2 separate regions of the Homo sapiens genome follow, and region 1 is linked to region 2. Evidence: chromatin contacts called from ENCODE Hi-C or POLR2A ChIA-PET data. All regions are on one chromosome and are shown on one strand. Each heading gives the region's core, a stretch centred on a gene start or an enhancer-like site at or near the end of the contact. The rest is flanking DNA. Distances are from core to core; before and after follow the strand shown.

What was found. Hi-C counts contacts between places; a loop is a spot of excess contacts on that map. ChIA-PET counts read pairs that join two places held with the same protein, here RNA polymerase II (POLR2A). Pooled maps may share reads with other maps.
Region 1: a loop to region 2 is called in a pooled map, with 3 times the contacts of the local background. The contact joins the enhancer-like site here to the promoter of RFX5-AS1 in region 2. A Hi-C loop is called at or near these places in 1 of 50 pooled maps. POLR2A ChIA-PET finds 5 or more read pairs at or near these places in 2 of 52 experiments (Panc1 and naive thymus-derived CD8-positive, alpha-beta T cell).

The regions. Positions count from the first base shown.
Region 1 is chr1:153,848,180-153,851,075 of GRCh38, forward strand. All of the region lies in intron 1 of GATAD2B (GATA zinc finger domain containing 2B), which reads right to left. Among named protein-coding and RNA genes, the nearest start is that of GATAD2B, 73 kb to the right of the region's middle. Within about 2 kb of position 1,337, at least 3 of the 41 ENCODE cell types and tissues checked have a DNase peak (open chromatin) inside an H3K27ac peak, as active enhancers do.
Region 2 is chr1:151,345,760-151,348,459 of GRCh38, forward strand. RFX5-AS1 (RFX5 antisense RNA 1) reads left to right here and starts at 1,251. Exons shown (of 2, transcript NR_131972.1): 1 at 1,251-1,429; 2 at 1,873-2,132. It overlaps RFX5 (regulatory factor X5), which reads right to left and starts at 1,493. Exons shown (of 11, transcript NM_001025603.2): 1 at 1,452-1,493; 2 at 730-847; 3 at 446-574; 4 at 169-202. The coding sequence starts at 561. RefSeq lists enhancers at 326-415, 755-1,954, 1,009-1,591, 1,558-1,907.

The DNA of each region.
Region 1 (2,896 bases), core at 87-2,586, 2.5 Mb after region 2:
TGCCCCATGTCCCTGAACCCTTCTACAGCAAAATTCCTCAAGAGTTACCTATACTCATTGTCTCTTTCTTCTGGCTTAAAACCACTTCAGTTCAGGTTTTATTCCCTCAATATAAAGAGATTATTTTTTCCAGGTCACTAATTACCTTCATGTTGCCAAGTCCAATAATTATTTACCAATCCTTATCTTATTTGAACTTTCAGCAGCATTTTATCAACTCAATCTTCCTTCCTTCTTGAACTGCTTTCTTCACTTGGCTTTTGGGACTTCACATCTCTGGGTCTTATTCTACACTCATGATCCTTTATTCTTAGTCTTCACTAGTTTCTACTCATCTTTCCACCTTCTAACTGTAAAAATGAAGTGTTCCCATGGTTTTAAATAGCATTTATATACTAATTCTCAAATTGATATTCCTAGCTGTCATTCTCCTCCGAAACTCTCTTCATGTAGTCAATTGCCTAACATCTCCATTTGGGTGTTGTCTTAGTCCATTATGCATGGTGGCTAACGCCTGTACTTCAAGCACTTTGGGAGGCCGAGGCGGGTGGATCATGAGGTCAGGAGTTCAAGAACAGCCTGGTCAAGATGGTGAAACCCCGTCCCTACTGAAAGTACAAAAAAATTAGCCAGGTGTGGTGGTGGGTGCCTGTAATCCCAGCTACTCAGAAGGCTGAGGCAGAGAACTGCTTGAACCCGGGAGGCAGAGGTTGCAGTGAGCCAATATCGCGCCACTGCACTCTGGCCTGGGCAACAGCGAGACTCATCTCAAAACAAAGCAAAAAACAAACAAACCCCCCCCCTCCCCCAGACTGGGTAATTTATATAGGGGTATGTGGGTGTGTGTGTTCTGTTTTGTTTTGTTTAGAGATGGAGTCTCTCCATGTTGCCAAACTCCTTGAGCTCAAATGATCCTCCCACCTCAGCATCCCAGGTAGCTGGGGCTATGGGTGTATGTCACCGTACCCAGCTTTGGGCACTTTATAATGACCAGAAGTTTATTGGCTATTTATTGGCACACAGTTCCAGAAGTTGGGAAGCCTAACATCAAGGTACTGGCATGTGGTGAAGACCTTCTTGCCATCTAATAACATAGCAGATGGCAAAGAGAGGGTGCCCTTTTATAACAACATTAATCCCACCCATGAGGGTAAAGCCCTAACAACTTAATCACTTCTTAAAGGTCCCACTTCTTAATATTATTACAATGTCAATTAAATTTCAACATGAATTTTGGAGGGACAAACATTCACAAGATAGCAGATATCTAACAGGCATTTTATAATCTTATGTCCAAAATTGTTTCTTCCCCTACTGTTACACATCTTAGCAAATGACACCACTATTCAAACCAAACACTTGGAGTCATTCTTAGTTCCTCTTTCTCATACCCACATGCATTCTATCTGTAAACTCTATCAGCATTACCTTCCAAATATATTTTAAATTTGACCTTGTTTTTTCTTTTTTTGAGACAGTTTCACTCTTTCACCCAGGCTGCAGTACAGTGGCGTGATCTTGGCTCACTGCAACCCCCTCCTTCCGGTTTCAAGCGATTCTCCTGCCTCAGCCTCCTGAGTAGCTGGGATTACAGACATGTGCCACCTCACCCAGCTAATGTTTTGTATTTTTAGCAGAGGTTAGGTCTCACCATGTTGGCCAGGCTGGTCTTGAACTCCTGACCTCAGGTGATCCGCCTGGCTTGGCCTCCCAAAGTGCTGGGATTACAGGCATGAGCTACCATGCCTGGCTGTATTTAATCCTTTTAAATGCACTTATTCTATGGTCTATAGTCAATGAACTGGAGATCTAGTCCTGAGAGGTAGTGTATCTGTGACTCTTATTCATGGTAAATGAGCTGTTTTCTTATTTTTTGTCACTTTTGATTATGAGCCTTGTCACAATCAAGTGGGTTATTCAGTGGGATTTTATCTGTTAGAATCCTGTGTGGCTTAAACTGTGGATCTGTTCCTCCAGAGTAGCTTTACATATGCTTCCGCTGGTTACCCCAAGGGTATTATACAGGGTCCTGAATAATTTTTTTATATTCATTTCCCAGTTTGGGGATCTCAGACCAAGCTGGTGATAATAATTTAAACCCACACAAATAAGCCCATACTTAATTATTTTTCCTTTTTAGGACAGAGTCTCACTCTGTTGCCCAGGCTGCAATGCAGTGGCACAAACTTGGCTCACTGCAGCCTTCACCTCCCGGGTTCAAGTGATCCTCCTGCCTCAGCCTCCTGAGTAGCTGGGATTACAGGCATCCGCCACCATACCCAGCTAATTTTTGTATTTTCAGTAGAGACCAGGTATCACTATGTTGGCGAGGGTGGTCTCGAACTCCTGACCTCAAGTGATCCGCCCACATCAGCCTCCCAAAATGCTGGGATTACAGGTGTGAGCCACTGCGCTCAGCCTAATAAGCCCATACTTAATTTTTAAAAAATTGTTTGTTGGCCAGGTGCGGTGGCTCACACCTGTAATCCCAGCACTTTGGGAGGCCTACGCAGGCGGATTGCTTGAGGTGAAGGAGTTTGAGACCAGCCTGGCCAACATAGTGAAACTTCGTCTCTACTAAATAAACAAAAATTAGCCAGGCGTGGTGGTGTGCGCCTATAATCTCAGCTACTCAGGAGGCTGCGGCAGGAGAATCGCTTGAACCTAGGAGGCGGAGGTTGCAGTGAGCCGGGAACGCGCCACTACACTACAGCCTGGGTGACAGAGCAAGACTCCACCTCAAAAAAAAAAAAGTTTTTTTTTGTTTTATTGTGGTAAAAACACTTAACACAAGATCTACCCTCTTAACAAATTTTCAAGTGTACAATACATTAATGTTGACTATAGGTACAGTGTTGTATGGCAGATCTCTAGAGCTTTTTCCCGTTTGACATTA
Region 2 (2,700 bases), core at 1-2,500:
GAGAGGCACAAAGTCAAACTGGCAGCAAGTTTGCAAAGCCAACTATCTTCTGACAAGGCAGAGGACCCTACCTCTCCCACATCAATGTTTTGTTGATGCCCATCATCCTCACATCCTCCTCCCTCAGCATTTCCATCCCTCTCTTGCCCTCTTCCCCAACACACTTACCAGGATCCCCTCTACTTTGTTCTGCACGGCCTTGCTGTGGGGAAGAGGAGAAAGCTGGAGGTCACACACAAGATTTTCCCTGTCTCTTTATCTGACTGCTAGGGAGGGAAAAGGACTGAAATGCCCAGCAGGTGCTCAAGAATTGCTACCATGGCCAAAAATCTCCCTCTGCTCCCATGCCCTTGCTGAGAGGCAGTTCATCTACAGCCAAAGTGAAGTGCTGCAGGGATCTATACTCAGGTCTTGGACAGGACTTGGAGATGTGATGAGTACTTACGAAATGGTACCTCGGAGCCTCTGAAGAAGGGTGGTAGGTTCCCCAGCCTCAGCACCACCTGGGGGGGCCCTTCCCCCAGTCTTGGGGCTCTTAGCATCAGGCTCATCTTCTGCCATCCCGGCATGAGGGCTAGAATTGAGAGGGACAGGCATAAAGATGTAACTCACACTGGCCTTCCCTTCCCCAGAAGGCCCCAGGGCACTCCTCATCTCTTTACCCAGAAAGGCAGAGAAACAGAAACAAAGCCTCCGAATTTCCCCGGTGGTCTTTTTCTCACCACTTGCCTTCTCCGAAAATTAGAAATTATTCCATTACTTCGCCAGGCCCATATATGCCCAAAGAGATCTTTGCCATCTCCATTCTATCTGCCCCACCTTTCTGAAGTCTCCTAAATCTGGAAAACTGTAAAGGAAGAGATAGGGGGATTGGGAATCCATGTTAGCAAGAAATTTTCATTTCTGCCTCTGACCCCATACTGCCCTCCTCCCCCTCAAAAACAACAATAACAGCCACAAAACAAAGTTCTCTAATTCTCAAAAATACTCCTCACCATTGCATATGCCTGGGAGGTCAGAAAGGATACGAACATATTCTGCCCTTCTAGGCTTGGAAAAAAAACTGGGCCCAAGTTCTCATTACTTAATCTCGCCACGACTTCCCCCGCTGCTCCCCCTCCCCACGTCGCCGGCCCCTACGTCATCTCCCACAACAGCCCATCCTGAGGCGCGCCCCCACCTCCTTCCCTTCCCCCTCCATTCAATCCCCGGTTTCTGCAAAGTGGAGCGGGGGTGGGGCGGGGTAGCGGAACTCATGCGCTGGGCGTCAGAAACCCGGCAGGGGAATGGGGTCCCAGATTCCGGGCACGTGCACATGGGTGAAGAAGCTGTTGAAAATACAGCTACAATCTTTTTCTGCTCTCCTCCCAACTCATCTTGCCCCTCCCTACCTCTGAACAGTCGCCTTCCAACACAAGCAACAATAAAGGTAAGGGAGAAAGAGAAACTACCTCGTAGCCACCTTCACTCCAGCCCAGCCCCAAGGTCCTGGCCCAGCCGGCTCGTGCGTTGCTTTATTTTCCTTTTTCTGAATGGTTGTAACAGCCGCGATCTGCCTAGATACACGGGCGGCCTGCTCTGTCATTGGTCACTGCTGCCACCCGGAGACAGAAGGCGCCGGGCTCGTACCGGCGGCCGCTGAAGTCTGCCTGGTAACAGAATCTGATTGGTCAATAGGGGAGGGAAAATCCAAAGTTGGTCTTATTTGAGTCAAGAGGGGGAAGTCCGGGTTGGGTTTCGGTTAAAACTGGGGTCGGTTGGGACTGCAGGTCCCAAGAGGTTCTTCTCTTAAAGGGACCGCAGGATGAAAGAACGGGCGCTCGGCTCCCTTTGGAACTGTCTTTTCTTTTGCCCTCCCCTTTTGTGTTTCAGTTTAGTCTACGGTCCTCAGAGCTGCCGGAAGAGAAGAATCAATGGATGATAAAATAACTAGACAATGATGGGTAGGAGTGATGGAAGTTCACTGTAAGCTCCTATAACCCCCCATCACCATCACCACATGCCTAATACAACCTGCAGACACACTTACTCGCAACAGACCTGCAATCTGGGCTCTCTTTTCCTTCTTGATGGAGGCCTCAAAACCTCAGCAGTTGTACCCATTAAACTAAAATGCTTTTTCCCTCTTAGTATTTCTTGGTTTCCCGTGTGTACTTTACTTCCAAAGAGTTGCAAATGCATTTGCATCCCCATAGTTCTGCAGTCGGTGAACCCTGGAATTTTGATGGACTCCCACGGGGGTGCTGGATGCCACAGGAACTTTTTACACTCAGGGAACATTGTACTGAATAGGTCATGGGTTCTTAACCCTCTTACTTAAGACATTTTAAGGTTATGAATCAGACAAAAGCAATGGACCCTCTACCATGAAAAATGCACACAGAGACCAAGTTTTGCATCTAATTTCAGAGAGGTCATGGACTCCAGGTTGAAAGCCTCTTACATGGATGTATTTTGTTTTGCGCAGCGGTCATGTTACAACCAAAACTGTATTTGCCATCCTGACATCTAATATGTTCTCCAGGCTCATCATTAATGTGCTTTTGTAAAGAAGACAGTAGTGCTGCCTGAGCTCATCACCATTGCCCTTTACAGCCTACCTTTCCCTATTATCAGCTTCTATGAGTGCTGGGGGAACCCAGGAGATTGTGGAGTTGGGGCAATAAGGATATATTGGCAAGAGGTTTTCTTTTTTCTTTC